Regions from separate parts of the Homo sapiens genome. Here region 2 is linked to region 1. Evidence: chromatin loops called from intact Hi-C (ENCODE). Cell type or tissue: PC-3. All regions are shown on one strand.

What was found. A loop is a pair of places that touch in the nucleus more often than their neighbours do. Peaks named below come from ENCODE experiments on the same cell type or tissue, not always from the same donor. Only the 100,000 strongest peaks of a DNase experiment are listed, where the experiment ranks them.
Region 2: it touches region 1 in a loop (2.7-fold over the local background); 2 of 110 quality-filtered maps call a loop at or near these places.

Annotation. Positions count from the first base shown.
Region 1 is chr5:40,329,382-40,337,381 of GRCh38, reverse strand. No RefSeq gene overlaps it. Among named protein-coding and RNA genes, the nearest start is that of LINC00604, 93 kb to the right of the region's middle. In PC-3, no CTCF peak of the experiment used is centred here; a DNase peak (open chromatin) is centred at 3,711; H3K4me3 peaks cover 279 bases; H3K27ac peaks cover 2,128 bases.
Region 2 is chr5:40,218,162-40,226,161 of GRCh38, reverse strand. No RefSeq gene overlaps it. Among named protein-coding and RNA genes, the nearest start is that of LINC00604, 18 kb to the left of the region's middle. In PC-3, a CTCF peak has its summit at 7,254; DNase peaks (open chromatin) are centred at 1,511, 1,951 and 4,161; H3K4me3 peaks cover 516 bases; H3K27ac peaks cover 2,712 bases.

The sequences.
Region 1 (8,000 bases):
TCTTGGAGACTTTGTTCATTTTTTTCACTCTTTTTTCTCTAATCTTGTCTTCTTGGTTTATTTCATTAATTTGATCTTCAATCACTGATACCCTTTCTTCCACTTGATTGAATTGGCTACTGAAGCTTGTGCATGCATCACGAAGTTCTTGTGCTTTGGTTTTCAGCTCCATCAGTACATTTAAGGTGTTCTCTACACTGTTTATTCTTGTTAGCCATTCGTCTAACCTTTTATCAAGGATTTTAGCTTCCTTGCGATTGGCTAGAACATGCTCCTTTAGCTCAGAGAAGTTTGTTATTACCGACCTTCTGAAGCCTACTTCTGTCAACTCGTCAAAGTCATTCCTCTGTCCAGTTTTGTTCCCTTGTTGGGGAGCAGCTGCGATCCTTTGAAGGAGAAGAGGCGCTCTGGTTTTTGGAATTTTCAGCTTTTCTGCTCTGTTTTCTACCCATCTTTGTGGTTTTATCTACCTTTGGTCTTTGATGTTGGTGACCTACAGATGGGGTTTTGGTGTGAATGTCCTTTTTGTTGATGTTGATGCTATTCCTTTCTGTTTGCTACTTTTCCTTCTAATAGTCAGGCTCTTCAGTTGAAGGTCTGTTGGAGTTTGCTGGAGGTCCCCTCCAGACCCTGTTTCCCTGGGTATCACCAGTGGAGGCTGCAGTACACCAAATATTGCTGCCTGATCCTTCCCTTGGAAGCTTCATCCCAGAGGGGCACCCACCTGTATGAGGTGTCTGTTGGCCCCTACTGGGAGTTGTCTCCCAGTCAGGCTACACGGGGGTCAGGGACCCACTTGAGGAGGCAGTCTGTCCGTTCTCAGAGCTCGAACACCATGCTGGGAGAACCACTGCTCTCTTCAGAGCTGTCAGAGAGGGAAGTTTAAGCCTGCAGAGACTGTCTTTCTTTTGTTTAGCTATGCTCTGCCACAGAGGTCGAATCTAGATAGGCAGTAGGCCTTGCTGAGCTGCAGTGGACTCTGCCCAGTTTGAGCTTCCTGGCCACTTTGTGAGCATAAAACCGCCAACTCAAGCCTCAGCAATGGTGGACACCCCTTCCCTTGCCAATCTGCAGCATTGCAGGTCAATCTCAGACTGCTGTGCTAGCGGTGAGAAAGGCTTTGTGAGCGTGTGACCTGCCGATCCAGGCACAGGAGGGGATCTCCTGGTCTGTTGGTTGCTAAGACTGTGGGAAAAGTGCAGTATTTGGGCAGGAGTGTATCATTCCTCCAGGTGCAGTCTGTCATGTCTTCCCTTGGCTAGGAAAGGGAAATCCCCCAACTCCTTGTGCTTCCTCTATGAGGAGACACACTGCCCTGCTTCAGTTTGCCCTCCATTGTCTGCACCCACTGTCCAACTAGCCGCAGTGAGATGAACCATGTACCTCAGTTGGAAATGCAGAAATCACCCATCTGTGTCGATCTCTCTGGGAGTAGCAGACCAGAGCTGGTCCTATTTGGCCATCTTGGAAGCCTCCCTGTTGTTCTTTTTTTTTTTTTTTAGAGATGGGGTCTTATTATTTTGCCCCAGCTGAATTTTTACCTCTGGGTTCAGACAATCTTCCTGCCTCAGCCTCCTGAATAGCTGGGACTATAGTCATTCACTACCACACCCAACTCAATTTTGGAAGTTTTTAAAGTGCATTATCACTTTAAATATTTTTCTGCATCAAACTTTCTTTCCTTTTGGGATTCGGATGATGTGAATAGTAGGTCTTTTAATATTTTGCCACAAGTCTCTAAGATTCTGTTTATTGTATTTTTCTAGAATAAAATTTTGTTGTTCAGATAATTTCAAGTTTACTGATTCTTTCCTCTGTGATGACCATCCTCTATTGAGTCCATCCAGTGAGTTGCTATTTTGATTGTTGTATTTTTTTTAGTTCTAAAATTTTCATTTCATTCTTTTTTAATATTTAAGATTTTTGCAAACATAAGGTGTAATAAATTACATGTCCAAACCTATTCAAATCCTGCCCTGTTTGTGTCTACAAGTTCTAGTACTGCTGCTTTGGAAATCCAACTACCACCACCATTGGGTTTGCCAGCAGAATTATCTGAAGCAGCAGAAAGGTGCCCTCTTTCTCATTCTGTTGCCCAAGTCTTAATCCCATCTGGATCTAAATCATATTTTAAAATTCAGCTGCAAGCAGTCTGAGAAATGTCATTTTGTTTTAGTTTCCTGTTTCTGCATTATAGAAAGGCATAAGGAAAAGGGCTGTAAGGTTGTTGAGGTAGTTGCTCTGCAATGTCTGCCTTAGACATATAGGTGGTAGAAAGATGAATGGAAATGCCAGAATTCTTCATCCTATGAATAATGATATCATAAGTGTCATCAACCTCACATTTTGAATACTGCTTTTTTGATGATGTGTCTTTTTTGCATTAGTGAGTTAAACTCCTATCTTGAAATTGTTTCCAGAGCTTGTGTTTTCTCCTTTGAATAGTATTGATTATAATAATATTGTGATGATGAATGATCTGTTGTGCTTGAATAGTGGAAACAGTATTAAATACAGTCATGTATTGCATTACAGCATTTTGGTCAACAATGAACTGCTTACACTAAAGTGGTTGAATAAGATTATAACAGAGCTGAATAATTGCTATCACCTAGTGACACTGTAGCCATCCAAATGTAGTAGGGCAAGGCACTACTCACATGTTTATAGTGATGCTGGTGTAAACAAACCTACTGTGCTGCCAGGAATATATAAGTGTAGCACATACAGTTATGCATAGTACATAATACTTGGTAATGATAATAAACAACTATGTTACTGGTTTATGTTTTATTATATTATACTTTTTATTGTAATTTTAGAGTGCATTTCTTCTACTTATTAAAATCAAAAAAGCTAACTGTAAAACAGCCTCAGGCAGCTCCTTCGGGAGGTATTCCAGAAGAAGGCATTGTTATCATAGGAGATGACAGCTCCATGCATGTTACTACCTGTGAAGACCTTCCAGTTGGACAAGATTTGGAAGTGGAAGACAGTGATATTAATGATCCTGATCCCCTGTAAGCCCAGACTAATGTGTGTGTTTGTGTCTTAGTTTTTAGCAAAAAAGTTTAAAAAGTAAAAAAAAATGCCTAATAATAGAAAAACCTTATAGAATAAGTATATAAAGGAAAAAAGTGTTCGTGTTTTAAGCTAAGTGTAGTTATGAGAGAGTTAAAAAGTTAAAAAATTACGAAGTCTATGAAGAAAAAATTACAGTAAGCTAAGGTTAATTTACTACTGAAGAAAACTAAAAAGAATAAATTTAGCATAGCCTAAGTGTGCACAGTTTAAACATTACTGACACTACTGTAGTGTACAGTATTGTCCTAAGCCTTCATTCATTACTCACTCACAAATTCACCCAAGCCAATACTAGTTCTGTAACCTCCATTCATGGTAAGTGCTCTATTCAGGTATATCATTTTTAATATTTTATAACCTATATTTACTGTACTTTTTCTGTATTGAGCTATGTGTAGATACACACAAATACCATTTTGTTACAACTACCTACAAAATTCAGTTCAATCGCATGCTGTACAGATTTGCAGCCTATGAGCAATACCCTAGGAGCATAGTAGGCTACACAATCTAGGTTTATGTAGGTACACTCTGCGATGTTCACATGACAAAATAGCCTAACAACACATTTCTCAGAATATGTCCCTGTGCTTAAATGACTCATGACTGTAATAGTGAATCCAGTAGGTTGTTAAGCTGAGTAAAACCATTTATATTAAAAACATTCACTCTCAGCTAGAGCATTGTCATAGTGAAGAAAATAGTCCTGTGTGGCAGTTCCTGCCAAGTGCCTCACCCCAGACTTCCTGCAATGCCTCAATCATTAACTCAGTTATTTTTTGAACATTTAACATGCACAATGACTATGCACAATGTTATAACATTTAGAATTTATATTTATGTATTGCTTTATCACTCTTTTACAATGTGCCTTTCCGTTTATTTTATCTCATGTAATATTCACAACCAGTTTATTTTTCAAAAGAAACTGAGACCTAAAGACTTTACTAAGAATACTCACCAAAATGAATATGCTCCATTGGTTATTTGATTTTGTCAAATGTATTCACTATGATCAATGCCATTCATATTCTAAAATTTAATAAATTTTGTCTTTACTTGTTATTTTTTGATATACATGGTATTTGAATTATGTGGAAATGAGAACATTCTGATAAAGATCTTGTTACTTTCCTATGAATCAGAGGGGAAATGCTGTATTTTATAAGTAACGGCTATTATCCTCCAATGTTGAACAGCTTCCTCTAAAATATTTCTATAAAAATGGTACCTTACATTTCATCTTGCTCAAAATGCATTGGATAATATATTTCTCCCATTCAACAATGAGTCTACTTTATAAGTCACACACAAAACAGTTCATTATTTAGTGTTACACTCATAAATTTAGTCATGACAAAGTTGCCAGTGCTATATAATTTTATTTGGCTTAGATTATAAAGATTTTATATGTCATTGAATCCATCTATATTCTTTTGTCTTTTTGCGTTTCTTTTACTCACATAATCTATCAAAAGGGACAAAATATGATTGAGTGTTTATGTAATTCATAATTTTATATTTTGAAAAATTCTAACTTTTTCTAACCAAATATTTAAAAATGAAATTTATCTGCATACCAATCATCATATCTCTGAAACATTCTAATGGATTTTTCACAAAATAATTTTTTAAACCTAAAAGTTGATATAGTTCTGATTAAACAGTTTGTTAGCTTTCTTTTCTTGGTGTAAATCACCAAAATAAAGAGTCAAGGACATATGTTTCTCTCTCTCTTCCCATCCATCCATCCATCCATCCATCCCTCCCTCCCTCCCTCCCTCTCATTTAATCCATCACCCAGTTTTTACTTTTGTGGTGATTTGTGGCATTCTAGATGTTATTGAGGAACCAATGGTTATAAAATAGAAGATAGAGTTAAAGCAAGATAAATATGGCCTGAGAAAGACTCCATACTTCTATATTTGAGTCCTTGTGGATGAACTGTAACCTATCTTAATAGTCAGACACAATTGAAAACCTAACTTAATAGTAGGCACCTGTAACAATGGCTGAGTGTTGGCCAATCCCAGTGGCTATACCACTCATAGACTGCTGAATGTTCAAACTGCATTCAAATAAGGCAAACACCAAGCTGTAACCAATCTCACTGTTTCTGTACCTAATTTCCGATTCCTGTTTGTCACTTTAACTTTTTTGTCTATAAATTTGTTCTGACCACAAGGACCACGAGGCACCCCTGGAGTCTCTGTGAATCTGCTGTGATTCTGGGGGCTGCCCGATTTGCAAATCTTTCATTGCTTAATTAAACTCCTTTAAATTAATTTGGCTGAAGTTTTTCTTTTCTCAGATGGTGTCAGGAGTAGGATCCGAAGTGGAGCTTCCAGTGACCCCCAGAAGTGCTGAGTGAACACTCAAGATACCTGCAGGACTCACTTGTGTCCATTGATCTCTCAGAGCAGCTGGGGATCACGGTTAAGCTCCCTCTCAGATTTTGGAGCTCCACGGATTTGCGTTTTGAGCTCTCCGAGTTTCTTTGAGCAGATTTCTGATCCAAACTGGGTTTAGAGTTGTGACAGAAACTGGACTGGGTCCAAGAATGGATTTGATCTGGGAATTAACTGGTTTGAATCCAGTTAGAGGCCTCTTATATCTGACTAGGTCAGAAAGGAACTGGTAGTAAGCAGTATTTTGCAGGGTTTATAAAATTTGTCTTTTGAAAATTCACAGGAATTTTTCTGTTCTACCCCTTTTTTTCATTTTTCTTGTGCGCTTAGGTAGGAAAAAAACAATCATTGGCTAAGTTAATCAAGAGAACCTGAGAGTAAAGTCAATATTTTAGGTAAAAATGGGATCCTTAATTTCTGGAAAACTGAGTTCCTTCTGGCTTATACATTAGGTCTGGGAGGCAGCGAAGTCTTACAGAAACACCAAAATATTACTAAAGATAACTCACAGTGGAACATCAGAATGAACAACAATGCATTGAAGTACATTTGAAAATGAGGGCTCTCAGTAAAGTTCCTTTTGGCTAAGAATGGGTTTGGCACTACAGCATGTCAACTGCTATTCTCCTTGGAATAATCTGCCTTGCGCTCTTTCCTGACGGCTGCAGGTGACAGGATTAGGAATGTACAGGATTGTGGGACATAGGGAGCTTTTTCCTCCCTAAAAGGGGAAACATGAGAGATGATGACACTGCTGGAAAAGATCCCTTTGCTATAAAAAAGCAGCCACCTGAACTTTTCAGTGTCGCTGGAATGGGGGGTGATCTTCTCTGGCCTTTTTGCCTTCCCCACCCTGCCACAGGCAATGCTTTTCTCTCTCTCCTTTCCCTTTCTTATCTTGCCTATTGCTCAGGGCAACCATCTTGCCCAGAGACCACATGTTGAAACTCATGGTCAGAGGTTGGATTAATGATGATGGGGCCCAACCAGGGGCAAACTTAAGCCTTGCCAGTTTGATATTAAGTGCTAAGCAGAGTGGCTAATGTCTATGTTTTATCACACATATTTTACTCTGGCCAGAACAAAAAAATATAATTTTCCTTTATCATGCAGCTTGGCCCCATTGCAATGATACAGCAAGCTGAGTCACTAGGGCCGCTCAGGGAAAGGGAACCCAGAAGCCTGGCATGCTGGCAAAAGGGTAAGAATTTCTTACCAGTCAGATTTTTGGTTTCTCTCTCTCTGTACAGTTGAATGAATGGTAAAAATCACTGTTTATCTCTTCTGTAAGGTTTTGATTAATGTTGAAAAGAATTCTGAGGCTAGTCTTAAACTGATGTATTTGTACTATGAATTTGTTTTTCTGGGTTGAGGGGTACCTTAGGATAAAACATAGGCTTAGGCCCTCATAAGCTTGCTGCTCCAGACGGCCCAGCAAGCTGGTCAATAACAAACTTTCCTGCAAGTCCCTGAAACAAACAAAAAAACTAGATAGGGTCTCTGTCTTGTTTTAGGTCCTTGGGAACTTGACCTTATGACCACATGACAGTATTTTCTCTTGGATTCCACCTTCCAGGGAACAGGAATTTTGGGGTTTATGTCATAGTTAGCTCTAAAAATTATCTCGAGTAGTTAAAAGCCTTTGCAATTTCAAAAGGAACTACTCTATAGACTCCTGGGAAGGACAGTCGAGACTGCCCTGTGCTGTAGCTCAGTATCTAAGATTTTGGCCTTTCACACTGGTGGTCTGGGTTTGATTTCCTGCTTAGGAAGTAAGTCCTTTTTTGGTTTAATATCTGCATAACCTTGTCTTGTCTCTTCTCCACTATAAACTATCTTAAATTGTCTTTTCTCTGATCACCTGGGAGGTTACCTTTGACATTTTCTTTTGAAAATTCACTGGCCTGGCTAAAATCGGGTGGTAAGAAATTTTAAAAGGACTTTATTGAAGAGTGCTATGGTTAAAAGTCAGCTTAATTAAAAGTGGATATTCAAGCTCTAACAGCCTGGACGCCTTGGGAAAAACAGGAGGCAACTGAAACCCCTTTCCTGGCCCTGTTCTTCCAAGGGCTCCACCCTAAAGCCAATAACCAATTAAGAAACTTAAAAACCAGCAAATGAAACATTTTACAACTACTGAAGTAATCTTCTTCTGTCTGTGTAATTATATATGTGTTGTGTGTAATGTTTATATAAAAGAGCACTAATTAATTAATTGGCTTAAATAAAAATAAGCGCTTAAATCAAATATTTTGAAAACAAAATAAAAACTGTAATTCCTTTTAGTTTATGTAACTTTAGTAATCTTTAGGAAATAAAAACAGCTTTAAAGATTATTGATAAAATGAATACATTTTTGTCTAAATTATGCAGGTCAAATATTAGGTTTGCTAACTGCTTTTAGGTCGTCATAAACTGCTTTGACTTTTGAAAATTGTTCAATTTATTTTGGAGGCATTAAGTTCTAAATAAGACCAGGAGATATATGGAATTAGCCATGCCCCCTAG
Region 2 (8,000 bases), 110 kb after region 1:
CTGTACTCCATACCCAGGAAACTACGGCAGTCCACAGTTAGACTTCAGGGAATAAAATGAATAACACTGCTGAGTGCTACTGTTTACTTTTCTGGTCTTACCCCTTGACCATCTCCTACTTCCTTGCAATTTAATCTTCAGTCAGACTGAATTATACATACTCTCCCTACTTCCAAGGTCACTTGCATAAGCCATGGCTTTATTAGGGACACCATCTCACTCCCATCTCCTTCATTCTTACCTCAATAATTCCTGTCCATTTTCTAGAATAGGTGATACTTTCTCAGTGTCACCTTTCTTAACTGTTCAAGCTGAGTTGATTGGTCCTTCCGTGCATCTTTTCATGGTCCTACAGATCTCTCCTTCTTGATGTAGATGTTAGAGTTTTACTCTCTTCATGGAGCTCTTTGTGGCTTGTGTCCACAGCCTATTTCTACTGCCTCTGGTCCCAGGATCAAGTGATGTAGCAGCAGAAGGTCTAAGTGCTTCCAAAACCCAAGATCACACAGGTTTACAAATTAAAACCCAGAGTTCCTAACTTGAGTATTGGCTTCTATCAGACTAAAATAGAAATGTGTGTGTCAGTGTGTATGACCAGCTAAATATTTTTCCAGGTCTCTATTAGATTATATGTATTAGAGGGTGATATGGTTTGGCTGCATTCCCATCTAAATCTCATCTTGAATTGTAGCTCCCATAACCCCCACGTGTCATGGGAGGGACCTGGTGGGAGGTAATTGAATCATGGGGGCAGGATTTTCCCATGCTGTTCTCATAATAGTAAATAAGTCTCATGAGATCTGATGGTTTTAAAAAGGGGAGTTCCCCTGCACATGCCCTCTTGCCTGCTGCCACCTAAGACATGACTTTGCTCCTCCTTCAACTTTCACCATGATTGTGAGGCTTCCCCAGCCATGTGGAACTGTGAGTCCATTCATTAAACCTATTTTTCATTAAAAATTACCCACTCTTGGGTGTTTTTTTTTTTTTTTTTTTTTTTTGATGGAGTCTCGCTGTGTCGCCCAGGCTGGAGTGCAGTGGCGATCTCGGCTCACTGCAAGCTCCACCTCCCGGGTTCATGCCATTCTCCTGCCTCAGCCTCCCAAGTACCTGGGACTACAGGTGCCTGCCACCACGCCTGGCTAATTTTTTGTATTTTTAGTAGAGTAATTTTTTGTATTTTAGTTTCACCGTGTTAGCCAGGATGGTCTCGATCTCCTGACCTCATGATCCACCTGCTTTGGCCTCCCAAAGTGCTGGGATTACAGGCATGAGCCACCATGCCTGGCTGGGTGTGTTTTTACTAGCAGCGTGAGGATGGACTAACACAGAAGAGGTCCTACAATCTAAGTATTGTAATAAATGTTTCTGGAAATGGATAACACTAAAAATTCACATACTTAGAAATTAAGTTCACTTTACCCATCCTGTTCTGGTGTCCTTAGAAAAAGAAGAGAATTTGAGAAGAATGAGCCTCTCGGGATGGGAGGAAGTTTTGGCTTGCTTAGCAACAACATGACTCAGCAGTGAAGTTAAGCTTTCCAAAGGGCACCTGTGACTTGACTGAAGGCATCATACAGGGACTCAGAAGAGAAAATGAAGCAGACAATTCAACCTCTCGTCAAGTATTAAATAAAACATAATTTTCAACAGAAAACATAAAGTGCAACCAAGATTTCAAAACAAACCAGAAGAGTCAAAATTGCCCAAATCACATAGTTTGGGTATAAATGAAAGTGTAAGAGTTATAGTCTCCCTATGTAGTGAGTAGAGTGTGTACGGAGTGCATAATGTGTGCCTACGCCTGTGTGAGGGGCATTCCATTAAGATTTCAGAGAAACCACCATGCAGTGAATTACTGGACATATACTGGCACTGTGTTCTCTCAGCTGCTTATATTGAGTTGGTAAGATGTGAGTCACCCTACTATACAGTTGATCATCGGAAGACCTCGTGCCACAAAAGCAATGAGACTGGGATTGTTTCTAAGTGAGTATATGGTCCAAAAAGGGATGAGATGCGCAAACTACAATATGGCAAAATGCTCCACCAGCTGCAAACATTAAGCCTCAACCAAGATACTTAGGAAGTGGGGCAAGTCATTAAATTGTATTTTGTGGTCAGCTGTGGCTAATGTGGAAAATCCCTTTTTGTTTCAAAAATGTTATTCAAAGTTCTTCTGAAATGCATTAAATCACTCTCCTGCCTTTGAAGCTTATGTCTTTAACACAGAGCAGAATCAATGCAGAAGCTTGGGAGACTACTCTGAATGTATTCTCATCTCTAGATTTATGCTGGAATACGCTTTTTTGAGTCTTCTAACATGGTCTGATTTTTTTGCTTTCTTATGCCCCCTTCCTAAAAAATAAAATACTAAAAATACTATTAGTTTAGGGATCCAGCACTTTAGGTTCAGTTAAATGAAATTTTACTACATTATGTTTACACGGTGAAAATACTGTATGTTTTGAGAGGCTTGCAATTATTTTGTAGTTCAGGCTTGTAGGTTTGTTTTTTAAAAATTTATTATTATTATTTTTTAACACTATGACTTCCAGTTACTATAAAACCATCATTAGTATTAGGTTTATAAGTTGGCTATATTCTCCTACACCCACCAATTCAGATTCCCCCAAATGAATTAAATCAGGGTTATAAGCAGCATTATTGTCTATGTGATTATGCTTTTTAAAAATATTATAATATTATATTAAACTACTTAAGTATAAACATCTAAGGAGGCTATACTTAAACAGAGAGTAAGATCTAGAGAAACAAAAGGCTACAATGAGATGTCTTACTCACTGAATTCAACTTGTTAAAGTGTTACTTGATCTATTATTTCCTCCACCCGTCCCCCATTTCTTCTTAGGCTTAAACAGGAACAACATATCCAAATTCAGTTCCTGGTAGTGAAAGTGAGGGGAGAAGATATTTGATTCAAAAATGAAACATGTTCATGTGCTTATTGTCTTTGAAACCTCTAATAATTTAATTATCGTTATATATTATGATTTTTAACTTATTTCCCCATTGCACATTTAATACTTAACAGAGAGTATAACTGGGAAAGCCCTTCCAGAAATGTCCCCTCAGGTGGTGCAAATCCTTTTAACTACTTCCTACCAGACAAGATCTGCTCTGAGTTCTATTTTCACAAGGCCAGCTCTCTGCTAGTTACAGTTAATTTAAAAAAACAAAGCTGGAAGATAGCTAAGCTAGAATATGAATAGAAGCTGAGGCATGAAGGTTTTATCAGGACCAGACATAATTTGTTTTAGCCACAAACTTTCTGGGTAACTCCAAAGCAGCAATATTTAATTAGGGGAATCAAAACCTAGGCTGGGAGCAAGGAAGAAGTTTGAGGGCAGGGGATCCTTGCAATGCCCATTATCCCACGTCTTTGCATGCAGTTGACTCTTGCAAACTCAACAACTCAGGATCATTTCCATGAGGAAACTATTAGAAAAATAATCATACTTCCCCAAAGAAATCTCTTCCCAGGCCGGGTGCGGTGGCTCGCGCCTGTAATCGCAGCACTTTGGGAGGCCGAGGTGGGCGGTTCACGAGGTCAAAAGATTAAGATCTTTCTGGCCAACATGGTGAAACTCCGTCTCTACTGAAAATACAAAAAAAAATTAGCCGGGCACGGTGGCGCATGCCTGTAATCCCAGCTACTCGGGAGGCTGAGGCAGGAGAATCGCTTGAACCCGGGAGGCAGAGGTTGCAGTGAGCGGAGATCGCGCGGCTGCATTCCAGCCTGGTGACAGAGCAAGACTCCATCTCAAAAAAAAAAAAAAAAAAAAAAAAATCTCTTCCCAAATGATAACAAAATCATGCTTTATACTAATGAGGATAAGATAAAAAAAATTTGGTTTTATGATTTGTGGTCTCCTAGACTCTTTGTTGTGAAGTCAAAAATAAAAGCCAACTTTGGTGGGTAGAGGTGGCTTCTATGAGACAGTAGTTCTACAGTAGTTCAGGAAAGTCTGCTGTGACCGAAGAACTTTTCCCAGAATGCCTCACCAAGGGAGAAAATGGAGGGCAGAGTTCTATAAAAAGAAAAAAGAAGAGCAAAAATTCTTTTTGTAGGTTTCCCAAATAAGAACCACAGCCAGGTTATGTCATCCCTTTGCAATTTCAACACCACAACCAAAGACAAGTGATTCACCGTGATATAATAATGTCGCTCACATCCATGTCATGCCTGAGGAATTAGGCTCAGGAGTCCCCGAGAGAGAGAGAATTTCCCAGAAACATGGCTGAACAGTGGGATAAATGCTGAGATGGGGTTTAAGGAATACCTGGAAGACTCTGCTTCTCCACTTCACTTGATTAATTCCCTCTATCCATGAAATCTCTGTTTCCTCCCAGAAGCCATTCCTGATCCTCAGGACTATGTTGGATGCTTGGTCCAGGTGCTTCCATGGCATCCCGGGCTTACGTTGTGTGTAATTTTAGTTATTTGTCTTCACCAAAAGGCCATGTGCTCCTTGGTGGTATGGAGTATGCTCTTCTTTACCATTTATCTCCAGCAAAGGCCAAACTGCTTGCCACATAGTAGATGCTTAATAAATACTTGTTAATGGGGCAAACCATTTGAGCAAAATAAGGTCATTTTGGCTCAGTAGCATCACACAGTATCACATGTCCACACTGATTGGTAGTGGCTACCCAAACGGATGGGTTGAGGACTTTAAGGCTGCAATGAAACTTTGTGGTAAATAGTACCAGCCTCAAATAGTGATGTCTGAGGTGTTTGCTCTGCTCTGAAACTTGTCTTTTGATTTTGTTCTTCCTGAAACACTAACGTTGAATTCTATGATGTAGTTGCTTATTGTTTACACTGAACTCAAAGCCATACTGGAAGTAACAATAAACAAACAAAACAATAAACAACAACAAATTAAACTTCAAAGAGGACAACTTTGAGGAAAATTTTCACTTACAGTGGCAGCCCAGTTATGTATAATAATTCTCTCAACTTCTAATTAAAGACCTATAAAGACACATGCATGCACACACACACATACACGCACCAAGGTTGACAGCAATATTGAAGGCTAAAGAGAAAACCATAAATGTAACTCATAGGGATTTGAGGATCACAGCTTTGATGGGCTTGACAGAGTAGCCAAATCAGGGAAACAAAAGAGCTGAAAGATAACATGAAGTGGCTTTGGCTTAAGTACAGTCTTTGACCACTGATAGAAACTCAAGCAGCTGACTTCTGAGCTGGCCAGAGTCCTGCCTTATTCTCCCATCATATCCCAAACTACATGGCTCTTTTCTTTTTCTCCCTTTTGAAGACTTTACATCTAAGTAGGTAGCACAGTGGAGAGGAAACAATTGTAATGACTGTAACTCTTGGATTCGTAGTGAGGGATCAAGGAAGTGCTTAAGGAGCAGGGCATTTGTGAGTGTAGTAGTCTTTCTTTATACACACAAAAAAGTACTCTGCTCTGCATCTGGCTTGCTCACACAGTGGCAAAATTCACAGATCAGGAGACAATGCCATTTCATGCTAATACAGCCATATGTGGCAGAGTCTGTTATATCTTCATAAAACCCTGTTTCCTTTTCATCGGGGACAAAGAGCTAGACCACATTTTTCCAATTTCTCACAGGTCGGTGCAGCCTATGACTATATTCTGGTCAATGGAAAGGAGTCAAAAGTGATGTAAGCCACTCAAAGGCTTAAGTGTCAAACCTTCTGCACTATCTGCTACCCTTCCTCTGTTTCTTGGCCTGCTGCCCAAATGCAGAAGATCTAATGAAGAATTTCAAGCACTAGCACATTGAAGAACCACTAGATGAAAAGAGCCTATAGTGCCTAACAGACTGTGTAGCAGAGATACTTTTTCAGAACTTCATTTGACTGATATGTAAAGGAGAAATAAATATTGTGTTAAATCAGTGAAATTTGTGATTTCTTTCCAGCAATTAGCTTGTACCGTAACAGATCATTTTTGTTAGCCAGCAGAGATTAAGGAGGTATTCAGAATCCTGTGCATTGAAAAGTATTAGACCCGGTGTTCTGGTAGTCTGTTGTTTTGATCTACCATGTATTATGCCAAATTTTAGGGATTTATAGCAACAATCATTTTATTATATTTCATGATGTTGTGGGTCAGGAATTCAGGCAGGCATTGGTTAAGCGAATCTTCTCCATGTGGCATAGCTCAGGGTCACTCACCACTATTTAGCTATTTAGCTGGAGGCCAGAAAGAATAGATTGAAATAAAATTGAATGAAAGGTAGTTAATTGCATAATTAAAGAACACCCTCCCGAAAAGAAAGCAAAAAGAAAACCCAAAATGCAATTGCATGATTAATAGCCTCATTAGTCACATTGAATATTAGAAATGATAATGGAGAATATCTAATTACTTCAGGGCATGTAGATGAACAGGTTCTATCATCTGCTTTTAAGCCTAGTTTAACAGAATTCATTTCTGAGTACTTCAGGACAAATTATCCCTTATTTTCATTATTTCAGCTCTTGTAAGATAAGATCAATTAACAAAAGTGTTATCTAAATCTCTCCAGTCTCTACTCCTCCATAACAGCTCCCAAAAACATAATCTACCATTTGTTCCTTTACCATTCACTTGTAGACTATAAAACTCATGTTGTCAATGACTTGAATATTGGGTCTTCAATGAGGTGATACAATATTCTTTGTCCCCATGAATCCTTTCTGATGAATGATGATAACATGAATCTATTATTCTATTATGGAAAGCAGTTTATTTGAAAATAATGAGATCTGGAAGCAGTCAAAGTAATCAAAGAGTGCTTCAAATACTTTCCTTCTCCACCCATGGGAAAGAAAGATGACTGGCCAAGTTACCCAAACTAAGGCATTTCTGTCATGTATTCACTATCAATAAAACTACAGACAACCTGCAGAATAGGAGAAAATATTTGCAAATTATGCATCTGCCAGGGGACTGGTATTCAGAATTTATAAGAAACTCAAATAACTCAACACAAAGGACACAAATAAGCCCATTAAAAAGTGGGCAAAGTACATGAACAGATATTTTTCAAAATAAAACATATAAATGGTCAAAAAATATATAAAAACATGCTCAATATCACTAATTGTGTTAGTCCATTTCACATTACTATAAAGAAATTCGTAAGACTGAATAATTTATAAAGACAAAAATTTTACTTGTCTCATGGTACTGTAGGCTGTATAAGCATGGCACTAGTGTCTGCTTGGCTTCTGGTGAGACCTCAGGAATCTTCCACTCATGGCAGAAGGTGAAGGGGGAGCTAGTGAGTCACAAGTCAAGAGAGGGAGCAAGAAAGAGAGGAAGAGGCACCAGGCTCCTTTAAATAAGCAGCTCTTGAGTGAACCATGAGAGAGAACTCACTCATTACCATGAGGAAAGCACCAAGTTGTTCATCCACCAGGCCCACCCTCGATACTGGAGATCACATTTAAACATGAGATTTGGAGAGGACAAACATTCAAACCATATCACTGACCATCAGAGAAGTGCAAATTAAAATCGCAATGAGATATCATCTTACACCAGTCAGAATGGCAATTATTAAGAGGTCAAAAAACAGATATTGGCAAGGATGTTGAGAAAAGGGAACACTCCTACACTATTGATGAGAATGTAAATTAGTGCAGCCTCCTTGGAAAACAGTATGGAGATGTCCAAAGAACTAAAAACATAACTACCACTCAACCTGGCAATCCCACTACTGGGTATCCATCCAAAGGAAAATAAATCATTATATCAAAAATATACCTGCACTCGTATGCTTATAGCAGCAATATGCACAATAGCAAAGATATGGAAACAAACTAAATGCCCGTCAGTGGAAGAATGGATAAAGAAAATGTGATAGATAGATAGATAGACAGATAGATAGATAGATAGATCAATCCACCATGGAATACTATTCAGCCATAAAAAAGAATGAAATCATGTATTTTGCAGCAACATGGATGGAACCGGAGGCCATCATCTTAAGTG